Regions from separate parts of the Homo sapiens genome. Here all the other regions are linked to region 3. Evidence: read pairs that join two places in POLR2A ChIA-PET (ENCODE). Cell type or tissue: GM12878. All regions are shown on one strand. Each heading gives the region's core, and the rest is flanking DNA. Links, peaks and the distances in the headings are about the cores only.

Evidence for each region. Peaks named below come from ENCODE experiments on the same cell type or tissue, not always from the same donor. Only the 100,000 strongest peaks of a DNase experiment are listed, where the experiment ranks them.
Region 1: POLR2A ChIA-PET joins it to region 3 with 7 read pairs; 3 of 35 experiments call an interaction of 5 or more read pairs at or near these places.
Region 2: POLR2A ChIA-PET joins it to region 3 with 6 read pairs; 4 of 35 experiments call an interaction of 5 or more read pairs at or near these places.
Region 4: POLR2A ChIA-PET joins it to region 3 with 5 read pairs; 1 of 35 experiments calls an interaction of 5 or more read pairs at or near these places.
Region 5: POLR2A ChIA-PET joins it to region 3 with 8 read pairs; 9 of 35 experiments call an interaction of 5 or more read pairs at or near these places.

Annotation. Positions count from the first base shown.
Region 1 is chr12:118,325,372-118,330,038 of GRCh38, reverse strand. All of the region lies in intron 1 of TAOK3 (TAO kinase 3), which reads left to right. Among named protein-coding and RNA genes, the nearest start is that of TAOK3, 45 kb to the left of the region's middle. In GM12878, for the core only: no CTCF peak of the experiment used is centred there; a DNase peak (open chromatin) is centred at 2,040; H3K27ac peaks cover 585 bases.
Region 2 is chr12:118,354,934-118,359,600 of GRCh38, reverse strand. All of the region lies in intron 1 of TAOK3 (TAO kinase 3), which reads left to right. Among named protein-coding and RNA genes, the nearest start is that of TAOK3, 16 kb to the left of the region's middle. In GM12878, for the core only: a CTCF peak has its summit at 1,686; DNase peaks (open chromatin) are centred at 533 and 2,020; H3K4me3 peaks cover 3,481 bases; H3K27ac peaks cover 2,670 bases.
Region 3 is chr12:118,203,101-118,207,767 of GRCh38, reverse strand. The region is part of intron 11 of TAOK3 (TAO kinase 3); the gene reads left to right. Among named protein-coding and RNA genes, the nearest start is that of PEBP1, 69 kb to the right of the region's middle. In GM12878, for the core only: no CTCF peak of the experiment used is centred there; DNase peaks (open chromatin) are centred at 1,687 and 2,294; H3K27ac peaks cover 844 bases.
Region 4 is chr12:120,108,088-120,112,754 of GRCh38, reverse strand. It overlaps RAB35 (RAB35, member RAS oncogene family), which reads left to right. Exons shown (of 6, transcript NM_006861.7): 2 at 4,288-4,338. Among named protein-coding and RNA genes, the nearest start is that of RAB35, 6.3 kb to the left of the region's middle. RefSeq lists enhancers at 1,425-1,624, 1,815-1,864, 1,785-2,304, 2,355-2,464, 2,305-2,822 and 1 more. In GM12878, for the core only: a CTCF peak has its summit at 1,958; a DNase peak (open chromatin) is centred at 2,094; H3K4me3 peaks cover 2,405 bases; H3K27ac peaks cover 1,870 bases.
Region 5 is chr12:118,367,048-118,371,714 of GRCh38, reverse strand. All of the region lies in intron 1 of TAOK3 (TAO kinase 3), which reads left to right. Among named protein-coding and RNA genes, the nearest start is that of TAOK3, 3.5 kb to the left of the region's middle. In GM12878, for the core only: no CTCF peak of the experiment used is centred there; no DNase peak of the experiment used is centred there; H3K4me3 peaks cover 1,007 bases; H3K27ac peaks cover 588 bases.

The DNA.
Region 1 (4,667 bases), core at 428-4,427, 120 kb before region 3:
TCCAAAATATTGAAGATATCCACATATTTTTGGGGTTGTTGTTGATACAGAGTTCTGACTGAATGGAAAGATTGATGGTATATTATCATTCTCTTGTCATTATTTTTGAAACTTAAAAGGCAAATAACCAATGCTCTACCTTATGTTTTTGGTTATACCAGAGTTTCATTTCTGAGTCCTGGCGGAAGTGGCTATATACAAATCTTTATGCAAATCTTAAGTTTTTACCACTATTATATCAGAAGTTATCATGGATCTATATATGAAATAATCAGAATTAAGGGAGTATTTGTGTTCCATGTCCCTTGTTTTTATTTAGCTTTGCAGTAGTTAATTGAATGTTACTTTCCATTTTAAGAAGAGGGCACAGAGAATGACCTTCCTAGAAAAAACCAAAGTCATAGAATATAACAAGCTTTATATTTTGATATAAAAATCTTGCTCTTCCAACCCCCCCATAAGTATGGGACATATGGAAGATAACTCTTGATACAGAATATAGTCCTTTTTCTCATGATGGTTTTGACAGATGTTTAATATTAATTTTAATAAATTATTCCTTTTCTCCATTTTATCTTTCCTAATTAGACTCTGAAATGGATATAATATTTTTGACATTTTGTTGGATTTTAAAAGTTTGATAATCAGTTTGAATTGCTTTGCAATTCGTATCCTTCAGGACACAAATCCTGGTGTGTTCTCATGTTAATTCTGGAGAAAATAATCCAAACTCTAGCAACCAAGTCACTATTCCTAGTAGAATGGGCTATCATGCCTTTTCTTTCAGGAAACATCATGTAGAGTTTAAAGCGAGTTTAAAGGTCCAAACATCTATATTCTCTTATCCAGTCTGTCAGTTGTGTTTATTAGTCATGAACTGTGTCTCTAGGCTTTTGCATTAACTGCCCCCCTTCCTCAAATATCTTTTGGCTTCTCTAGTACTTCTTTACTTCCTTTCCCTAAGAGACTGGGTTAAATACCCTTTAAGTGTGCTACATTATTCTGTTATTGCCTGCATTTCAGGCTTGCTTTCTCACTAGATGCAATCTCTTTGAGGACAGAGACCTTAACATGTTCAAGATAATATCTTTGCTACCTGTCATGAAGCCTGGCACATAATAGATTTGCCGAATGAATGAATAGAATTACAGGCAAAATAGTTACTTACTTTCATATTTCTTTCAGATTTAAAAACCATTATAAATCCCTCATGCCAAAATATCCACTTGTTATCTTGATTAACACTGCACTTCTTTATACAAGTGGAAAGTTTCAATTATTTGGTTAGATTTTAAATTTGGGACTGGCAAAATGAATTCTTTAGTAAGAGATCCCACTTCCACTTGAAGAAAAATTGTAACTCATATCCCAGAGGAAATAATTAGCATAAAATGTTACCATTACTGTGAATTTCTGAAATAACTGTGGTTTTTGTTTTTTTAATAGTAAAATACAGTTTGCTATACTCTAGTTGTTGAGTTTTGAGCTTGAGAGAACAGTAAGATTATGTTCTCCATCGCCATGTAAGTTGGGGTAGAGGATTAAATTAATTAAATGTACGTTTCTTTAATACATTTGTTCTATAGACTGCAAGCTCCCTGAAAGTAACGTTTGTATTAGTCGTATTTCTGTCTACTACCTAGCACAAACTCTGGTCATTTTAAGAACTCAATAAGTATTTGTTAGGCCAGGCGCAGTGGCTCATGCCTGTAATCCCAACACTTTGGGAGGCCAAGGATCACTAGAGGTCAGGAGTTCGAGACCAGCCTGGCCAACATGGTGAAATCCCATCTCTACTAAAAATACAAAAATTAGCCAGGCGTGGTGGCGGGTGGCTGTAATCCCAGCTACTCGGGAGGCTGAGGTAGGAGAATCACTTGAACCCAGGAGGCAGAGGTTGCAGGTTGCAGTGAGCCAAAATCGCACCACTGCACTCCAGCCTGGGCAACAGAGTGAGATTCTGTCTCAAAAAAAAAAAAAAGTACCTGTTGAATAAACTCGTGAAAGGGGAAACACGGTGGAGATCTTAGTTCTGCATATAAACACTATGTGGAACAATACATTTATGACTGATTCAGTAAGTGGAAGTTAGTGTCTAAACATATGCTTTCTGAAAATAAGAAAAAGGGTCCTGTTGGGATTCAGAAGATTATAACTTTATAGTCAGTTTTATATAATAGTGTCACTCTTTCAGTCAAAATGGGTCTAAAATTAATTGATACAGAGCAAGTGGACCTTTCAAATTTTATTTAGCAATAGGAATTAAGAAGGATCATGTTTGTGGTCTGTAAGTAGATCTTTTTCAGGAAGACATAAAATGGAAATTCTACATGCCAATAATCCTAAGGCTTATTTATGAACATTATATTTTAGGATTTTTATAGAAGTTCTTCTTCTGCCAGAAAGGAAACTTGAGTTTGAGAACCAGTCTCCAAGGACTTGATATTGAATGAACTTAACTCTGTCTAACACAGATTGATTTTAGTATTTCTGGCAAAAGATCAAAATAGCTTACACATAGCATTTATAAGAATGTTTAAACATTTTCCTTCACTATTATTATTTCTTAATATATGTTTTTCTTTCAAAGTGAATATACTTACATTATATAAATAAGTGTTTCAAACTTGTTTCAACTTTAGCTTTCATGCTATGATTAGAAAGTTAAGAAATTGAACTTTCACTAATTCTAGTTCTTAACATTTTCAGAACTTCAGCTTCTTCATCTGTAAAAGTAGGATAATAGTGCCTACATCTTGGGATTCTTGTGGGAGTTACTTGATATAATATACATAAAGCCTCCAGCACAAAGTAAGCATATTGTAGATGGTGGTGATAGGGTGGAGTTAGTAGTGGCTTTTATTATTAAAACCAGATGCAGGGATTAACTTTGTTATTTTGCTTCCTTGCTTATTTTTTATCACTGTGATCCCAAATTAGCCCAAATGTGTCTTTTAAATAAGAACATTAAGAGATGTTTTGCAATAATCATGTAGTTATTTAGACTGATATGTGCAGATGTATGTCAGCAAGTTGCAAATTGGTATTAAAGTGTGACTCCATTTGGGTAATAAAAAGGGAATGATCATTATACATAGTTATAGAAAAATTTCTGAAGAATACACAATAGTTTCTTAGGAGTAATTATTACCTTTGAAGAGTCAGAATGGGGAGGCTAAGTGCAGAAGAAAATTTTCTATCTCTGCCCCTTTGTATCGCTGGAATGTTGTTGAACACGTATTACCTTTATAATAAAAAAACCAGAGCACTGAATGTTTTACCAGCAACTGATATGGTGACAACTGTAAGTAGAACTAATAAACTGCCTAATGTGCTGGTAAAATTCAAGAGGAAGTTATTTTTTATTATTACCAATGAGTAGAATTATATCCATGATTACAAAAATTAAGTAATGTAGAGGGGTTGCTATTAAAATTATAATTAATCCTAAGTGCCTGACAATGCTGGATACATTAAAAATGTATATTTGATAGTTTTTAATTCAGAGTCATTTCTTTTCTATAAAAAATGCAAACAATTTATATGCAGCCACTAAAGAGCCAGAATAGCGAAAGTCATCCTGAACAAAAAGAAGAAAACTGGAGGAATCACATTACCTGACTTCAAATTATACTACAGAACGATAGTAACCAAAACAGCATGGTATTGCCATAAAAATAGACACATAGACCAGTAGAACCCAGAAATAAATTCACATATCCACAGTCAACTTATTTTCAACAAAGGTGGCAAGAAAATACATTGGAGAAAGGATAATCTCTTCAATAAATGGCAAAACTGGATATCCATATGCAGAAGAATGAAACTAGACCCTTATCTCTCAACCATATACAAAAAATAAAATCAAGATGGATTAAAGATTTAAATCTAAGACCTGAAACTGTGAAACTACTAAAAGAAAACATTGGGGAAACTCTGAGTCTAGGACATTGGTCTGGCAGAAGCACAGGCAACCAAAGCAAAAATGGACAAATGGGATCACATCAAGCTAAACAGCTTCTCCAGAGCAAAAGAAACAATCAACAAAGTGAAGAGACAGGCTGGGTGCTGTGGCTCACGCTTGTTGTGCTAGCATTTTGGGAGGCCAAGGCCTGCAGATCACTTGAAGTCAGGAGTTCAAGACCAGCCTAGCCAGCATAGTGAAACCCCTGCCTCTACTAAAAATATAAAAATTAGCTGACATGGTGGTGGGCACCTGTATTCCCAGCTACTCGGGAGGCTGAGGCAGGAGAATTGCTTGAACCTGGGAGGCAGACGTTGCAGTGAGCCGAGATCATGCTACTGCACTCCAGCCTGGGCGAGACAGCGAGACTCTATCTCAAAGAAAATAAATAAATAAATAAAGAGACAACCCACAGAATGGGAGAAAATATTGGCAAACTACCTATCTGACAAGGATTAATACCCAGAATGTATAAGGAGCTCAAAAAACTCAAGAGAAAAAATCTGATTTTAAAATGGGCAAAAGATCTGAATAGACATTTCTCAAAAGAAGACATAAAAATGGCCAACAGGTATATGAAAAAATGCCCAGCATCATTAATCAATCATCAGAGAAATGCAGATCAAAACTACAATGAGATATTATCTCATCCCAGTTAAAATGACTTTCACCCAAAAGACAGGCAATAATGAATGCTGGCAAG
Region 2 (4,667 bases), core at 359-4,358, 150 kb before region 3:
ACATAAGTTTAAAAGAGAATTAACTTTCAATTTGCAAATTAAAATGAGAATGGTTGCCTTTTCTTCATTATCAAGAGATGGTGAGTTGTCCTCCTGTAAGTAAATTGGTTCTTTTCTTTCTAATATTGTGTTCCTTGAAACCTTACTCTAGTATGCAGGGAGAGTGGAGGGTGCCTAAGTGTAAAATAATTAAAACTTAAGCTGATATAATTATCAATAATAGTAACCAGTTCTGATATCTACTTGATACCATAACGGTGAGCATTGATAGACTTTCATAGATTTTTACATAAGATTAGCTTGAGCAAGTTTTCCTCTTTTGTAGGTACTGGGGGGAAAATTCTGGAAAAATTTTTAGAGAGTTCTTTCTAAAATGTCGAAATGCAAAGCTGTATAAATTGCTGTTGACGTTAGCTGTCTGACCAGGAAGTACTCTCTTTAAGCCTCACTTAAAAAACTAAGTGTCTGTAATAACTTCCTTTCTCGGGATGAAGGTGCTGATAGCCTGGGGTGTTCTTATAACTTAAGTTCAGTTTTTTCTTTCCTGTGAGGAAGAGGCAGTTTTTTAAATGAAGCCATCTCTGGGGAAATCGTATTGATTGTTGTAGCTAAATACGGAATTTTTAAAGTCTTTAGTATGTTGAACTGGAAATATAGGACATGCGTTTGAGATCTACTGTGAGTAAGTGTCATTGGTATTTTATTTTACATTTAATGTTGATTATAAATATGGTTTGTGTCTAAACACTGTTAAAAAAAATGAGTAAACTCTGTTGAATTTCATGTGAAATATTTATGGCCTTAGCTCAAAGTCCAGCTGAGAGTAATCAACCTCAAAAGTCATTGGATTCATGTGCTCTATTTAATTTAATTTGTAGTTTGATATTCCACAAATAAAAGTGGCAATTTTTCAAAAAAATTTAATTTTTTTCTTTCTCCTGAATAACTAAGGTAAATGCTGAGCATGAAATACAATACCAATATTTTGTCGGAAGAGTCTTTTAAATAAAAAACTTGAAATATACTGAAGGTCATCTTAAATGGATACAGTTTATGCTAATGGATGATATTATTACTTTAAAACAATATTTTACAATCAAGCTACTCCAAGTGGCACACTATTCATCCTAGAGATCTTTAAAAGTAACAAGCCTGCCTCCTATTTTTCTTCATTCACAGAAAGGGAAAATAGTATAGAAAGCAGAGCTGTTTCTTGAATGTAATACCAAATTTAGAGACAGAAAAGTCAGAGGGTTTGGTCACATTTATTTTGTTTTGTAACTTTTTAAATCAATTTAATACATAGAGTTAGCTACTTATGAAAGTATAAAAATAAAACATGTTGGCCATTCGGTTATTAACAATTTATGTGACTACTATAGTCCATAAAATGAATTTAGTTTAAGTAGGAAAACAGATACTTTTTTTTTGACATGTCATCATTTGTATGTTAAAAAGTTAATGCAAAATATGTTATAAATCAGGAAAGCTACCTTAATAATTTCTTTACCAACTTCACTAGTCTCTTGGAATGAGGTTTAAATAAAATGCATAGGCTAACATGTGACTGTCATATCCAAACTCATAATACTGTGCAGGTTAAATGTGTAAATTAAGTCTTATAATTATGCATAGGATGTTTTCATTTAAGAAGCATTGCAGTGGATATTACTAATGGGGGCGCTATTCTTTCTAATGTATGAAAAAGGAAATTTTAAGTGTCAAATAATCTTTAAAATGTGATGTCATATAGCACGTTCTTTTTCCTTAAGATTTATGCATGTTTAAAACTTAAAAGTACAAATTATGTTAATTTCAGCTTTCATTGAGAGGCCTTTTATGATTGTCTGAATGTTATATTAGCAGTCCAGAAATATCCCAGTCATAGCTTGGATGGGGGTGAAGCAGAGGAAGTGGGTGGTGCTTCGTGATGACAGATTATTGCAGATTATATGGCTGCCTGCCAAAATGACACTCGTTGAAGGGAAAAGTAGAAGTTACAAACTCCATCCTATTAATTTGTACATGTTTATTTAACCACTTATAACTGTTTGCTTGTTTTATACATAGATGACAAGTTTTAAACTCCTGAATTACTTAAAACGTGCTTAACCTTCTCTAGTTTATTGTGGCTATATTCCTTATCTCTGATCTGCAAAGATCACACTGACCCTTTTGTGGAAAGCCACGTGTTAGCAGAAAAAAGATGGGGGAAGGATGACAGAATTTAAAACTACAGCTGCTTTGTTTTCCAGTTAAAAATAGTTCTGAGTTAAAAACGTAAGGATGTCCCATCACATGTGGACAATTTATATAAAATATAGCATACTAATACAAATAATCATGTCTTATGAAAAAGTTTATAGTTCTAGATTGTTCTGGTTTAGCTTGAAATTGAGATTCTTACTGTTGCAACATAAAAGGAAGCTTTGTGAAGGAAATATGACATCTCTGCCCAGATGCATAAGGAGGGAATTACAGTGGGGAGTTATTTTTAGAAGTATCTTATGAATACATTTCATGTACTGAGAACATTTTTTAAAGGTTAGTTTCACTGGTAGGAGTTATGCAAGTTGCTCGGGTCACTGGATATTCTATTAAGAAATCATTTTTATGTTACCAACCAACCTAGTTAGTCTTAAACTGGCTGATCTAAGTAGTAGCTTGCTTGTTTATTTAGAGACAGAGTCTCACCCTGTCACCCAGGTTGGTGTGCAGTGGCACAGTCATAGCTCACTGCTGCCTTGAACTCCTGAGCTCAAGTGATCCTCCTGCCTCAGCCTCCCCAGTAGCCGAGACTACAGGCATGTGCCACCATGCCTGGCTAATTTTTTAAAGTTTCTTTTTTTTTGTAAAGAGGGAGTCTTGCTGTGTTGCCTAGGTTGGTCTCAAAATCCTGGCCTCAAGAGATCCTCCTGCCTCTGCCTCCCAAAACTCTGGGATTACAGGTGTGAGCCACTGCACGTGGCCATATCATTTTTTTTTAATGTGACCAAATTGAGGCCGGGCATTGTTGCTGACGCCTGTAATCCCAGCACTTTGGGAGGCCGAAGTTGGAATATCACTTGAGGCCAGGAATTTGAGACCACCCTGGCCAACATGGTGAAGCCCCGTCTCTACTGAAAATACAAAAATTAGCTGGGCGTGGTGGTGTAAGTCTGTAATCCCAGTTACTCGGAAGGCTGAGACATGAGAATCACTTGAACCTGGGAGGCGGAGGTTGCGGTGAGCTGAGATTGTGCCACTGCACTCCAACCTGAGCGACAGAGCCGGACTCCATCTCAAAAAAAAAAAAAAAAAAAAAAGAAAGTGACCAAATTGAGAAGATATTGAGATCCTGTCAATACCATCAAATAGTAATGCAAGTTATCCTACTAAAAGAGGGGAGGGGACAGTTACATTCCCAGTGCATAGTAGTGTCCCATTCTCCTTCAGGAATGGAATGCCATGTTTTCAGTTCAAGGAAAGGTTGGAAGTGAGTCAAGGAAGCTATCATTTGTATCACACAATTCTTAGAATTGATGCCCTTCCCTAATTCTTTTACATGATCAGCAGCATATCCAGGTTTCTGGTATTTCTTACTTTCAGTTTCTGTCACATAGGTTTGGGATTGGCAGGATAGTTTAATGTTTAATAAGAGTGTGGCAGATAAACATGTCTGCCACCTACTAGCTTTGTGACTTTGCACAAATCCCTTAACCTCCCCGAAACCTCAGTTTCTTCTTCTGTAAAATTGATATAATTATAATACCTACTTCACAGGATTGTTGTGAGGATTAAATGAAATAATGTATGAAAAGCATAATTTTGGCCACACACTGTAAAGGAAGAGCTCAGTGTGCAAGAATAGTTATGCTTATTTTTGCCATTTTTGGATATTTCAGTTCTCATTCATAGCTTCACCAGAAAGTGATCATGGAAAGAGATACAACAACACATGGCATTATGTATAGATAATAAAATCAGCGTTATAATAATAGAAGTATTTAGAAAGTACCAGGGAACACAGGGATGAAATCCACCGATCTTATTTATGCCCTTCCTCTTACCACATTGTGTACTACCCATTCCAAGGGGATAGGAAGAAGGAGACAGGGATCGACTGTAGATTTAATAATTATTCATCAAAATGATTATATAATCTGACAAATTTCACTTTAGTAACATTTTTCATTTTGTTTCAATTGAGATCATTTCCTCCCAATTTGATGGAACAGCCCGGGAAACAACATGGTGAAGTGTTGATTTCTTAAAATGTTATTTTCTCAGCAGAGTGTGTTTGTTTTCTTCTGAGTACACCACTCAGATAAAGTTAGGACTGTGTCTTAAGATTTTAGATCAGCTAAAAAAATTTTTTTTGTTTTGGTGACAATAGAACATAGATATTTACATGTATATTTGAATACAATAGTCCCCTCTTATCCTGTCTTGCTTTCTGTGGTTTTAATTACTCATGGTGAACTGTGGTCTAAAAATACTAAAGTGGAAAATTGCAGAAATAAACCATTCATGAGTTTTATTTTATTTATTTATTTTGGGACAGAGTCTCACTTTGCCACCTAGTCTGGAGTGCAGTGGTGCGATCATAGCTCACCACAGCCTCAGCCTCAAACTCCTAGACTCAAGGGACCCTCCTGCCTTGGCCTCCCAGATAGCTAATTAAAAAA
Region 3 (4,667 bases), core at 364-4,363:
TTCTCCTGCCCCAGCCTCCTGAGCAGCTGGGATTACAGGCACACGCCACCATGTCTGGCTAGTTTTTCTATTTTTAGTGGACACAGGGTTTCACCCTGTTGGCCAGGCTGGTCTCAAACTCCTGACCTCAAGTAATCCACCCGCCTCAGCCTCCCAAAGTGCTGGGATTACAGGCATGAGCCACTGCATACAGCCTATGCAATCGTTTTAATTCAGTCTCTTCTAATCCTGTTAAATTCAAATATACCTTAATTAAATCGATTATACATAAAATTAGCTTGTATAATCAGATTCCCATGTAAAATGATTTCTAGTTATTCATTGTTCTGAGAGAAAGAAAGGGACATGTCTAAAATGATATTCTGTAACTTAATATTTATGTATTTATTTCGAGATGGTAGAATTTCGGGTGATTTTCTTTCTTTTTTTTTTTTTTTTCCTGAGACGGAGTTTCGCTCTTGTTGCCCATGCTGGAGTGCAATGGCACGATCTCGGCTCATGGCAACCTCTGCCTCCCTGGTTCAAGCGATTCTCCTGCCTCGCCCTCCCTAGTAGCTGGGATTACAGGCATGTGCCACCACGCCCGGCTAATTTTCTATTTTTAGTAGAGACAGGGTTTCTCCATGTTGGTCAGGCTGGTCTCGAACTCCTGACCTCAGATGATCCACCCTCCTCGGCCTCCCAAGGTGCTGGGATTACAGGCATGACCCACCGTGCCTGGCCGATTTTCTTTTTTTATACATTTTTCTGTGTTATTTGAGTGTTGAAAGTAAACATATTTTTGAGAACAATAAAATTGTCCTTTTAAAAGAGTCCGAGGGCATTCCAGTTGTAGGGGTTTGGAGAACAGTGGGCTTTTAAAAACAATGAGGAGGCCGGGTGCAGTGGCTCACGCCTGTAATCCCAGCACTTTTGGAGGCTGAGGTGGGCAGATCACGAGGTCAGGAGATTGAGACCATCTTGGCCAACATGGTGAAACCCCATCTCTATTAAAATACAAAAAATTAGCTGGAAATGGTGGTGCATGCCTGTAATCCCAGCTACTTGGGAGGCTGAAACAGGGGAATTGCTTGAACCCGGGAGGTGGAGGTTGCGGTGAGCTGAGATGGCGCCACTGCACTCCAGCCTGGCGACACAGCAAGACTCTGTCCCAAAAAATAAAAATAAAAAAAAACAATGAGGAGATGGGATTGCAGGCAGAGAGAACATAGAGATGTGAAGGCAAAGGCCTAGAGGTGTGAAAGGTATGCACGGGTTTAGAATTACCTAGAATGTACCTAGAATTGTGTAGGAAGGAGGAGTAGCAATGACTAGATTTAAACCTAGAAATACAAGCAGGAACCTGGCTGTAAAAGGCTACACTTTATCTAAGAGACAGTGAGATATTAAGATGTAGAGTGTATCTGTTTGTAAAAGGTTTAAACAGGTAAGAGTTTATCTCATGTAATAGGAAGTCCAGGACATTGGAAAAGGAAGTGGCGTAAGCAGTCCAAAGCTCTAAGCAGCTCAACAATGTCGTCATCGACCCAAGCTCTTTCTCTCTTTCTACTTCACCATCCTTAGCATGTAGCTTTTATTGTCTTTGTCATAAAATGGCTGCTACATTGCCATGACTCAAGTTTTCATTCCAGGCAGGAAGAAGGAGAGAGAACAAAGGGTAAAACACCTTGTCCTCATGTGTCTTGCCTTTTTATTCTAGAAAATAAAACCTTCCTTGAGAACTTCTGCCTACCTCTCACTGGCCAGAACTTAGTCACTTAGTGATCTGTAACCACAAAGAAGGCTTGGGTTCAGTTCCTTTACTTCCTAGTGCTTCAAGTAAGGCAAAAAAAAAAAAAAGAGAGAGAGAGAGATTGGGTCTGAAAGCTGTGGCTCATGCCTGTAATCCCAGCACTTTGGGAGGCTGAGGTGGGTGGATCACCTAAGGTCAGGAGTTTGAGACCAGCCTGGCCAACATAGTGAAACCCCATCTCTACTAAAAATACAAAAAGTAGTTGGGCGTAATGGTGCACGCCTGTAATCCCAGCTACTGGGGAGGCTGAGGCACAAGAATCACTTGAACCTGGGAGGCAGAGTTTGCAGCGAGCTGAGATTGCACCACTGCACTCTAGCCTGGGTGATAGAGTAAGACTTTGTCTCAAAAAAAAAGAAGTTGGAATGGGGGAATGACATGTAGTATCTGTTGCAATGAATGATCATACCTGTATTTTAGAAAGATAATTATGGTAGTAGGACACCAGAAAATAACCACCACCACCCACACCCCTGGCAGAAAAAAATTTTTAAAGCCTGAGTTGCAGCCGTAGCTCTTCTACTAATTAGCTATGGAAATCACCTAACTTCTCAGGGCCCAAATTTTCTCACTTTGAAAAAGAAAAATTTTCTTTCTTTTTTTTTTTTTGAGACAGAGTCTTTCTATGTCACCCAGGCTGGAGTGCAGTGGCCTGATCTCGGCTCATTGCAAGATCTGTCTCCCAGACTCAATTGATTCTCGTGCCTCAGCCTCCCGAGTACCTGGGACTATAGGCGGGCACTACCACGCCTGGCTAATTTTGGTATTTTTTATTTTTACTTCTTATTTATTATTTTTATTTTTTTTAAACAGAGTCTCACTCTATCACCTAGGCTGGAGTGCAGTGGCATGATCTCGGCTCACTTCAGCCTCCTTCTCCCAAGTTCAAGCAATTCTCCTGCCTCAGCCTCCCGAGTAGCTGGGACTACAGGCACGTGCCAACATGCCCTGCTAATTTTTGTATTTTTAGTAGAGACGGAGTTTCATCATGTTGGCCAAGCTGGTCTTTGATACTCCTGACCTCATGTGATCCCCCTGCCTCGGCCTCCCCAAGTGCTGGGATTACAGTTGTGAGCCACCATGCCCGGTCCCTAATTTTGGTGTTTTTAGTAGAGATGGGGGTTTGCCATGTTGGCCAGGCAGCTCTTGAACTCTTAGTCTCAGGTGATCTGCCCGCCTTGGCCTCCCAAAGTTCCGGGATTACAGGAATGAGCCACCATGCCCAGCCTTGAAACAGAAAGTTTTCTAAGAGGCATTCCCGTTCTAAAATTCTATGATGTTAAGTCATAGCTTTAAGTTTACTAAAAACCGATTAGCTCTTTATAATTGTAAGCACTAGAGGAGGAAAATGATAATACTTTCTTCCTTTCTTTCTCATCCTTGAAATGTGCAGGCTACACTTGCTTCTGGGAATGATGTTTTTTATTCAAAAAGGACTCTACCTAGGAAGAGGTATTTTATAAAAGCAACAGCAAAAACCACAATTCCTCTAAGAGAGTCAGAATGCAGAACCACAAGACATATAGATTGTTTTCTCACAAGGGCCCTATTATTTTTTATCTGTTTAAATTATAAAGAAATTAAATTCATTTCATCAGCTAAGGCCCACTACATTATATCTCATTTTCCCAATGTCTTCAAATTACAATTTTACATAAGTAAATTTTCCACATAACTGAACTTTTGCCTTTAAAAAATAATGTCTTTTTTTTTTTTTTTTCCATTCTGTCACCCAGGCTAGAGTGCTGTGGTGCAATCTCGGCTCACTGCAACCTCTGCCTCCCAGATTCAAGCCATTCTCCTGCCTCAGCCTCCTGGCTTGCTGGGATTACAGGCATGCATCACAATGCCCAGCTAATTTTTTGTGTTTTTAGTAGAGACGGGGTTTCACCATGTTGGCCAGGCTAGTCTCAAACTCCTGACCTCAAGTGATCAGCCTGCCTCGGCCTTCCAAAGTGCTGGGATTACAGATGTGAGCCACCACGCCCAGCCTAATGTCACTTCTTGAGGGCTCAGAAACAGTGTTTCGTGAACTCTTGAGGCATAAAAGGGGCTATATAAGGGGCATTTGCCCTTTTGCAAAATAGCCCACAAACCTGTTTTATTATTATTTGTTTGGTTGATAGGTCTGTTAGTCATGAAATTTCTCTCTGTTTCTCTACTCTCAAGCTGTCAGAGAACTTACAAAAGCTACTTCTTTTTACAACAGGTGGTAACCCTACCTTTCCCAGTCCTCAATCCTTTACTCCTCACTCTTTTTTTTTTTTTTTTGAGATGGAGTTTCACTCTTTTTGCCCAGGCTGGAGTGCAATGGTGTGATCTCAGCTTACCGTAACTTCTGCCTCCCAGGTTCAAGCAATTCTGCTGCCTCAGCATCCCGAGTAGCTGGGATTACAGATGCACGTCACCATGCCCAGTTAATTTTGTATTTTTAGTAGAGAAAGGGTTTCACCATGTTGGCCAGGCTGGTCTTGAACTCCTGATCTCCAGTAATCCACCCGCCTCAGCCTCCCAAAGTGTTGGATTATAGGCGTGAGCCACCGCGCCAGGCTTACTTCTCCATTCTTATTCTCTGTCTAACCTGCTATGGGCTGAGAAACTAGGAAACCAGATTATGTAACAATCATTAATAATATTGAAAGTGAGGGATGTTTATATCAAGATTAATTTATGGACTTTAGGGCAGTTGTTTTCACTCCTCAGAGACCCTTTTTTTTAATTGGGGAAATGAAGTTGCCAGAATTTTGACCTCTGGATAAATTGAACAACTGGCATATTTTCAAGCATACACTATACGGCCACAGAAATAGAGAACAAAATATTCACAAGTCTGTTTTTCAAGGGATAGTGTGTATGGGGGTGAGGATTGAGGCAA
Region 4 (4,667 bases), core at 429-4,428, 1.9 Mb before region 3:
AGACACTGTCTCAAAAAAAAAAAAAGGTCCAGGCACGGTAGCTCACACCTGTAATCCCAGCACTTTGGGAGGCCGAGGTGGAGGATCACTTGAGCCCAAGAGTTTGAGACCAGCCTGGGCAACATAGGGAGGCCCTGTCTCAACAAAAAGAAGAAAATTAGCAGGGCATGGTGGTGCACGCCTGTGGTCTCAGCTACTTGGGAGGCTGAGGTGGGAGGATCTCTTGAGTCTGGGAGGTTGAGACTGCAATGAGCTATGATCACGCTGCTGCACTTTAGCCTGAGCAACAGAGCAAGATCCTGTTTCAAAAAAAAAAAAAAATATCGAGAACAGTTCACTGAAAGGTCAGGGCTCTTCAAGAGGTTGAACTGAAGCAGAGAGGAGTGAGGGGGCCATAGCCCAGGCAGGAGCAGGAGGAAGGGAAGACATGTGTGTGGCTTGCGTGGTGAGGACCAGATACAGCAGCCAGGGGTAAAAGGCCGGGAGCAGTAGCTCACTCCTATAATCCCAGCACTTTGGGAGGCCGAGGCAGGCGGATCACTTGAGGTCAGGAGCTCGAGACCAGCTTGGCCAATGTGGTGAAACCCTGTCCCTACAAACAATACAAAAAATTAGCTGGGCGTGATGGCGGGCGCCTGTAATCCCAGCTACTCCGGAGGCTGAGGCAAGAGAATCGCTTGAATCTGGGAGGTGGAGGTTGCAGCCAAGATCGCGCCACCGTACTCCAGCCTGGGCGACAGAGTGAGACTCCATTTAAAAAAAAAAAAAAAAGAATGACAGGCTGGACTGGTTGGGGTCATGCTGATGTGCCCTTGGGCAGCCTCGGGGGTGGCTGTGGTGAAGGTTGGTGGGTGCCCTCTGCTCCTGCCCTGACACTGATGGTGTGGGGTAATGGCTGCAGCTTGTGTTTCCGAGGAAGCCTCTTCCAGGGATATTTAGGAGGTAGTGTTTCTTGGGGTGGGTTTCTGTTCCTCTCAAAGGGAGAGCAGTGTCAGAGGTTGGTGTCAGGTCCAAAGCAGCAGATAATGTGGTGATGGTTGTGGTCTTTCTGCAGCCTAGTGGCTTTTTTTTTTTGAGATGGAGTCTCGCTCTGTCGCCCAGGCTGGAGTGCAGTGACACGATCTCAGTTCGCTGCAACCTCCGCCTCCTGGGTTCAGGCGATTCTCCTGCCTCAGCCTCCCGAGTAGCTGGGATTACAGGCACGCACCACCACGCCCGGCTAATTTTTGTATTTTTACTAGAGGTGGGGTGTTCATCATGTTGGCCAGGATGGTCTCGATCTCTTGACCTCGTGATCTGCCCACCTCGGCCTCCCAAAGTGCTGGGATTACGGGTGTGAGCCACTGCGCCTGGCCAGCCTAGTGGCTTTTAACTGCTCTGCCGAGACGCCTGGGGACAGTATGGGGACCTGGAGAGGCCAAGCTGGAGGGGATACTGCTGTGTCATTGCAGAGAGAGCTGTTTTACACATGGGATTTGGGTAAAGCTTGGATGAAGAAAAGGATTCTGCTGCCCTGCAGAAGTTTGGAAACCCCTGCTTAGGCGCCTGCTGTGCTGCAGTGGGAGCGCTGGATAGCAGAGCTGTCAGTGTGGCGGGCGTTCGTTTAGGCAGAAATTCATTAAGCAGTGTTTGGTTGGCACCTACTAAGTGCTGGGCCTGGCTTACAGCACTGTGAATGCACAGGGCGGGTGAGGCGAGGGCTCTGTCCTAGAGGAACTCCCAGACTCAAGCTTTTAGCTGAGTAAGCTGGACCCAGAAGGCTCCAGGAGGAAGCAGAGGAGGCGGCGAGGCCAGTGGGGTGCTGGTGTTGGGCACAGCGCCGTGAAGGACCCAACCCGGGACTCGGGCTCTCCTTGAGCTCAGCAGGAAGCCTCACGGCGGAGCAAGGAGGAAGTGGCCCTGAGCATGAGCCCTGCAGGCCCAGGCTGAGCAGCGTCTGCCTGCCCAGGAGAGCCTCACCCTGGCCTGTCTTTAGGAAAGTAGGACCCAGGCTTACTCAGTGAAACAAGTTCTTCTGGGCATCGTGGGGCAGCTCACTCACCAGGAGAAGCTCCCAGAAGAGATCTTTAGAGGATTGCCCAGAGAGGATGCTGGGGTTAGGCTTAGGGAAATACAACTGCGACAGTGGTTTTCCGCTTTGGTTACTTGGTAGAGTGCAGGTGGAGGCAGTGCCCTTCTTGAGAATCTATTAAAATTGTGGAGCCAAATGCAGTGGCTCAGGCCTGTTAGCCCAGCACCTTGGGAGGCAGAAGCGGGCAGATTGCTTGAGGCCAGGAGTTTGAGACCAGCCTGGGCAATATAGTGAGAGGCCATCTCTACAAAAAATTTTTAAAGAGTTTGCTGGGTGTGGTGGCGAACACCTGTAGTACTTGGGGATTTCAAGGTTAGAGTGAGTTATGATCGCACCACTGCCCTCCAGCCTGAGAGACAGAGTAAGGCCCTATCTCTCCAAAAAAAAAAAAAATGCTGTGGGCTTCTCCCATGAACAGACACCTAGGCTCAAATCTGCACTTTGTTTCAGGGGGTTTCATAGCTTTCGTGGCATTTTCATTAAAAATCTAACAGGAGTGAGATGTTGGAGCCCCCACAGGTCATTTTTTCCAAACTTCCTGAACCAGACGCAAGACTCCCAGCAATGTGTATTGGGAGGAGTGTTAGCACTCTGGAGGAGTCCGGCCTGGATGCAGATCTCAGCTTTACTGCTGCTCACAGAGGCACTTAGGCCGGCCACTCTGGGCCTGAGGTTCCTCATCTCAAGAGATGTGGCCAGAATTATAATCAAAGAGGCATCCAAGGGCTCACCACACACACAGCCCGATGCATGTGAATTCTTTGTGGTCAATTAACTTGGCTGGCCTCAGGGGTGTTGGAGATTGGGGACAGGATAGGAGGACATGGAACAGGTGTACTTGGCAGGCTGAAAGCACTGTGAGTTGAAGTCAAGGGGAGAGGTCCAGGCGCAGTGGCTCATGCCTGTAATCCCAGCGCTTTGGGAGGCCCAGGCGGGAGGGTTGCTTGAGGCCAGAAGTTTGAGACCAACTTGGGCAACATAGCAAGACCTCGTCTCTACAAAAGATTAAAAAAAAAAAAAAAAAAAGCCTGGGCAACGTAGCCAGACTCTGTCCCTACTAAAAATAAAAAAATTAGCTGGGCATGATGGTATGCACATGTGGTCCCAGCTACTCGGGAGGCTGAGGTCAGAGGATCACTTGAGCCTAGGAGTTGGAGGCTGTGGTGAGACATGATTGCACCATTGTACTCCAGCCTGAGTGACTGAATGAAACCCCATTTTTTTTTTTTTGAGACAGAGTTTCGCTCTTGTTGCCCAGGCTGGAGTGCAGTGGCATGATCTCAGCTCACTGCAACCTCCGCCTCCCGGGTTCAAGTGCTTCTCCTGCCTCAGTCTCCCGAGTAGCTGGGATTACAGGCATGTGCCACCACGCCCAGCTAATTTTGTATTTTTAGTAGAGACGGGGTTTCTCCATATTGGTCAGGCTGGTCTTGAACTCCCGACCTCAGGTGATCCGCCTGCCTCGGCCTCCCAAAGTGCTGGGATTACAGGCATGAGCCACCGCGCCTGGCCTGAAACCCCATTTCTTTACAAAAAAAGTGGGGGAGGCCAGATGTGTACATGTTTGTGCTCTAAGCAGCCAGGAGCTGCTGTGGCTGGTGCATGGTCTGAGCACATGTGGGCTGCTGCCCTGATGGGTATAAGGCAGACCCTCCACTCCACCAGCCCACCCGGCGGGGACATCAGCCAGAAAGATGGTAGCCATTGAGTTCTAGCTATGTGGGCCTTGGTTTCCTCACCTGCAAAATAGCCCTGATGATCTCAAGGGTCCTTTCCCGCTCTACAGCTCTTCATTTTGGGCGGCTCCCTAACTGATGTGCTACAACGTGCTGTGCACTTTTCTAGGGACCATGTTGTAGACGCACTTGGGGGCCGTTTCGTGTGGTTGACCTTCATTCTGCTTTGTCGTCTGGCATCTCCCTTTGGGCCAGCCCTCAGCCTAGGGCCTGGGCACCAGTCCCTTTCTCATCTCTCCCCCAGGGGATTTGGGAGCAGCTTGTCTTACACAAGGACGAAGGAAAAGGTCAGGGATCGAGTGGAAGAGATGTTCTTGGTGTGTGGCCGCTCAGGGAGGTGGAAAGAGCATTGAGAAGTGAGCTGGGTCCCACCGAGCTTCTTAAGAGTTGGGACTGAGGCATCCTCTCCCGGAAGAAGGGCTGGGGCTGCGGGGAGGGGACCCACCTGCCCCCCTCATCGCAGTGCTTTCTCTCTTGCAGGTGTGGGCAAGAGCAGTTTACTGTTGCGTTTTGCAGACAACACTTTCTCAGGTGAGTCCTCCCCTGCAGTGCTGCTGGGGTGTCGTTTTTGTTTGTTTGTTGACATCCCCTCCCTGGCACCAAACAGAGTTGCCTCTGCCTGATGTTGGGAACTGTCTCATTCTGGTTGCCAGAGGAGGGAAGAAGATGGAGTGGGGCTTAGGACCTTGTGGCGCTTCTGTCAGAAGCCTCTGTGGTCTGTCTAATGCACCTGCTCACGAAAACCCTTTGGCTGGCCCATCATTTTCCCACCCATGGTCCAAACAGGAAGGTTCCCATAACAGCGTCTATGGTGCCACCCGGGACACAGTCCCTGCTCCTGCCCCCTATGCCTCCCTGGC
Region 5 (4,667 bases), core at 295-4,294, 160 kb before region 3:
GCGCCCGCTGAGTTGCGGGAGCCCCCCCAAGAACGGCTGCGGCGGGGAGCCTGGGTCGCAGTCGCGGCGTCGGGCAAATAGGAACCGGCTGCAGCGCAGACGAGTGGAGCGGGGAGGTGCTCCCAGGGTCTGGCATCAGCGACCTCCCTGAGGGTGGAGTGTGAGCCCCCGGGACTCCGGGGGACTCCGGAGCCGGATTATGTCATGAAACATCTCTGAAGTGAAACGCATGGGCTGGAGGAGCTGGAGGGGCTGGTGGGGCTGGCTGCAGGACAAAGATCTTGGAATGATCAAGAGACCTGCGCGGCCTGACCTCTTCTCACTGGCCCGCTGGCTTCGCATTCGTTCCTTAGAGTCTGATGTGGATGTCTTGAAAGCGAGGGGCTTCCTGATCTTAATGAAAAGGTCAGGTGAAAAGTTGGAAGGGGCTTCTTCAAACCTCCCCCACTTCCCCCTCCACAAGAAGTTGAAAGGGACAGGGATCCTTTTGGAGACCCGTGTTTTAGATTAATAAGAATATTTCTTTGATAGACCCTTGCGTTTTCCTGGACTACTGGTTTTTCATTTTAGCTCAAGGAGCTAAGAAACTTTTTTAGATTTGGCAGCATATCAGTATCAATGTTTACAATGCAGATTTAAAGGAACTATACTAGGTTTGGAATCTGGACTGTTTAACTTTGATCTGTTGGAGATAGTTGGAAGGTCAAACTAAATTTTCAAAAGAGGTTTTGGAGTCGCAAAACTAAGAGCTCTTTCCAATTAGATTTCTTATCCTAAAAGCTGCCAGGATTGAGCTTTAGGCGTAATTCCAGGACAAGCTAAGGAGAGAGATAAACCTATTTAAACCAGACACTGTGTGTCCTGGTGGGAGGCAAGTGTATCTATTAAAAGGTTGAAACAAATAGTGGGAAGCAATAGGGGGTGGGAGTTGGGGGACAGCCTCCTACTCTGAGGGATGTGAAAATTAAACTAATGATCAGGCTAGTTGTTCACAGTACTTAGGATATGTTAATACTGCCCTACCTACTTTTCAAACTCGAATGCACATGCTTTGTTATGGTTGTACCCAGCAGTTTTGTATTTGAATTTTTAAAACCTCCTTTTCAATGTTTATAGGTTGTATCTCCTCACCTCTTGGACTGGTTTCTTTTTTTATAGAAGCAGACATCGAAAATGATGGTTTTAGGAAAATAGTGAGGAATGTAATTACTATGTAATGTCGGTTATTTAGATATCGCCTTTGTTTCAGGTTTAGAATGTGTTTTATTAGAAGTCTTTTGCCAGTGTTCAATATAGGCAGTTTCAACTAAGAGGAATAAAGGAATGTTGTATTATTTCCTAAATATATAATGCAGATGCCTTACATATAACTGCTATGTAAATCCAAGACAAAAATTACTGAAGTTATTTTTATCAGGGTAATAATAAGTAGAGGAGAAGCACTGTTTAGGGATTTTATTTGACATTACCTGATACAGAGCAGTTCTTCTATGGCTTCAGAGAGTGTGCAGCTTGATGTGGTTATGAAAATTCCACTAACATGGCCAGGCGCGGTGGCTCACACCTGTAATCCTAGCACTTTGGGAGGCCGAGGCAGGCGGATCACAAGGTCAGGAGATGGAGACCATCCTGGCCAACATGATGAAACCCCGTCTCTACTAGAATACAAAAAATTAGATGGCCGTGGTGGTGTGTGCCTGTAGGGCCAGCTATTCAGGAGGCTGAGGCAGAGGAATCGCTTGAACTCAGGAGTCAGAGGTTGCAGTGAGCCAAGATCGCGCCACTGCACTCCAGCCTGGCGACAGAGCAGGACTCCGTCTCAAAAAGAAAAAAAATTCCGCTAACTAGAAGTCCTCTCCTGAGACATAGAAATTATACAGATGAGAGAAACAACAACAGCAAATACAGATTTAAAATATGAGACACTATATTTAAGATGTATTGAGTGTATTTTTTTTTACATTAAATTTATTTTTCCAGAATGCTAGATCGAATTCAAGTAAAAATAAGGTCGGTTAACTCAAAAGGGTATTTAGAACAGGCATATATTCATTTTGCAATGCATATAATGTATGAAATGGCCTGTGGAAGGATTGAGAATCTCAATATCAATAGTTCTACAAAGTAATAGAAATATTTGAGCAGATATGCTTTCACCATATTTGTTAGCTCATTTCTGACTGGTACAAATGGTTGTTTCTTAAGACAAAACATTAAATTTATTTCCTTGTAAGAAAAGAAAGTGCTCTGATACTCCCCTAAGTGATTACTAAAGCAGTCATTTCAACCACATTATATTATGGTATTGATCCAGAGACGTTAAAGAGAGATTCTTTGCAGTAGAATTTGTAGTGATAGTAAAGGCCTATAATAACTTCATTCCCTGGGGGGTTAGGAGAGTAGGTAGGGATTCTGTGAAAAATTTTTTCATTTGTTTCAAAAAACTAAAACTATACTACGAGAAGCTATAAATATATGAAATCATTGTACCTTGACTTGCTTATTTATTTATTTAATTTATTTGAGACAGGGTGTATGTAGCTCTGTCACCCAGGTTGGAGTGCAGTGGCGGGATATTCTCTCACTGCAGCCTCTGCCTCCCAAGATCAAGCGATCCTCTTGCCTCAGCCTCCTGAGTAGCTGGGACCACAGGCAAATACCATCACGCCTGGCTTTTTCTTCTTCTTCTTCTTTTTTTTTTTTTTTTTTTCTATTTTTAGTAGAGATGGGATTTCACAACATTGCCCAGGCTGGTCTCAATCTCCTGAGCTCAAGTGATCCATCCGCCTCCACCTGCCAAAGTGCTGGGATTACAGGCATAAACCCACTATCCTCAGCCCTTTTGTTTATTTAAACTTTTTATTTTCTTTTTTTTTTTCATTTTACTTTTATTTTTATTTTTTTTGTTTGAGACAGAGTCTCGCTCTGTCGCCCAGGCTGGAGTGCAGGGGCACGATTTCGGCTCACTGCAACCTCCGCCTCCCTGGTTCCAGCGATTCTCCTGCCTCAGCCTCCCGGGTAGCTGGGATTACAGGCGTGCGCCACCACACCCGGCTAATGTTTGTATTTTTATTAGAAGCGGTTTTTCACCACGGTGGCCAGGCTGATCTAGAACTCCTGACCTCAAATGATCCACCCACCTCAGCTTCTCTAAGTGCTGGGATTACAGGCGTGAGCCACCGCTCCCGGCCTATTTTCTGTTAAAAAAAAATAACCAGGCCGGGCGCGGTGGCTCACGCCTGTAATCCCAGCACTTTGGAAGGCCAAGGCGGGTGAATCACCTGAAGTCAGGAATTCGAGACCAGCCTAACCAACGTGGTGAAAACCCGTCTCTACTAAAAATACAAACATTAGCCGGGGCGTGGTGGCAGGCGCCTGTAATTCCAGCTACCCGGGAGGCTGAGGCAGGAGAATCGCTCGAATCCGGGAGGCGGAGCTTGCAGTGATCCAAAATAGCGCCCTCGCACTCCAGCCTGGGCGACAGAGCGAGACTCCGTCTCAAAAAATAATAATAATAACCAAAAGTCGTTAAGATGGAGCCTTACAGTTCCGTATGAAGGCTTACAGCAGCCACACATTGCAAGGTCTTTTTGGTTCTCAAACTGTTTTCAGTCTTTGTTTAGCAGGATGCAAATACTTCCCAATATATACAATAACACATTTTACACTTTCTATACTACTGGAGTCGTATACAGGCAAACTATTGTAATCTTAGAGACTACCTTGATATCTAATTTGGTGTAATGTTTAAGCCAACCTGAATAAACATTTTCATTGCCGGCCGGTATTCATATTTGTTGCTATCAGTAGCATAGGGGAATAGATGAAAACTGTTGGTACTTTTTTAAAAATTAGAGTCTTAATTAAGTGCCCCTTTTTTTAAAATAATTTTTTCCCTAGTTTTCATTTCTTCCCTCGCTCTCCCCACCCCCCGCCAAAAAAAAATAGAAGGGAGAGAGGGAGGGAGGATTTTGTGACTCTCCGAAAAAAGATGACTTTTCAGTAATGTATAGTTTTTGAATTCATATTTTTAAGTTGTAGGATATTATAAGATTGCATATCAGCATAGGGAATTTAATTTGTGACAATTTAGCTTTATCACCCATTTAATTGGTTGCTTTATTATTTGTAAGCTATGTTAAAAGTTTTTTTACTGTTTCTTAGGCTCAGCTAAGTAAAAGAAACATAAGTGATATTTATCTATACACCTATAATTATAGATTAGTTATGTTGAATTTATGGGCCAAAATGTGATCTCCCTCATTTCCAAGCTACAAGCACCAAATTAAAAAAAAAAAAAAACTATTTCAAATTTTAGTAATAACTGATAGAATTAAATTGATAAATTTTGTTCCAGACATACGTTATTAAAGTTACCTGCTTTATAAATCAACATAATACATTTTTTTCCTGTCTGAATTGAGATTTGTTAGGGATATTGAATTATATTTAAAATCTTTCTAAGTTATTTCTAATTTGCAAGTTAAAGGGCTAATTCCCTGGCAACAGAATGACTTAGGGGCCAATTTCTTTATTTGTTATCAGAGATTAGTCTCCTAACCATTTGTCAGCTGTCTCACAATTAAACATGTTTAATCCCTAGAGTGTGTGAGAAAAGGAAGATGGCCTGGAATAAACATTTTTTTTGTTGTTGTTTTCGAGACAGC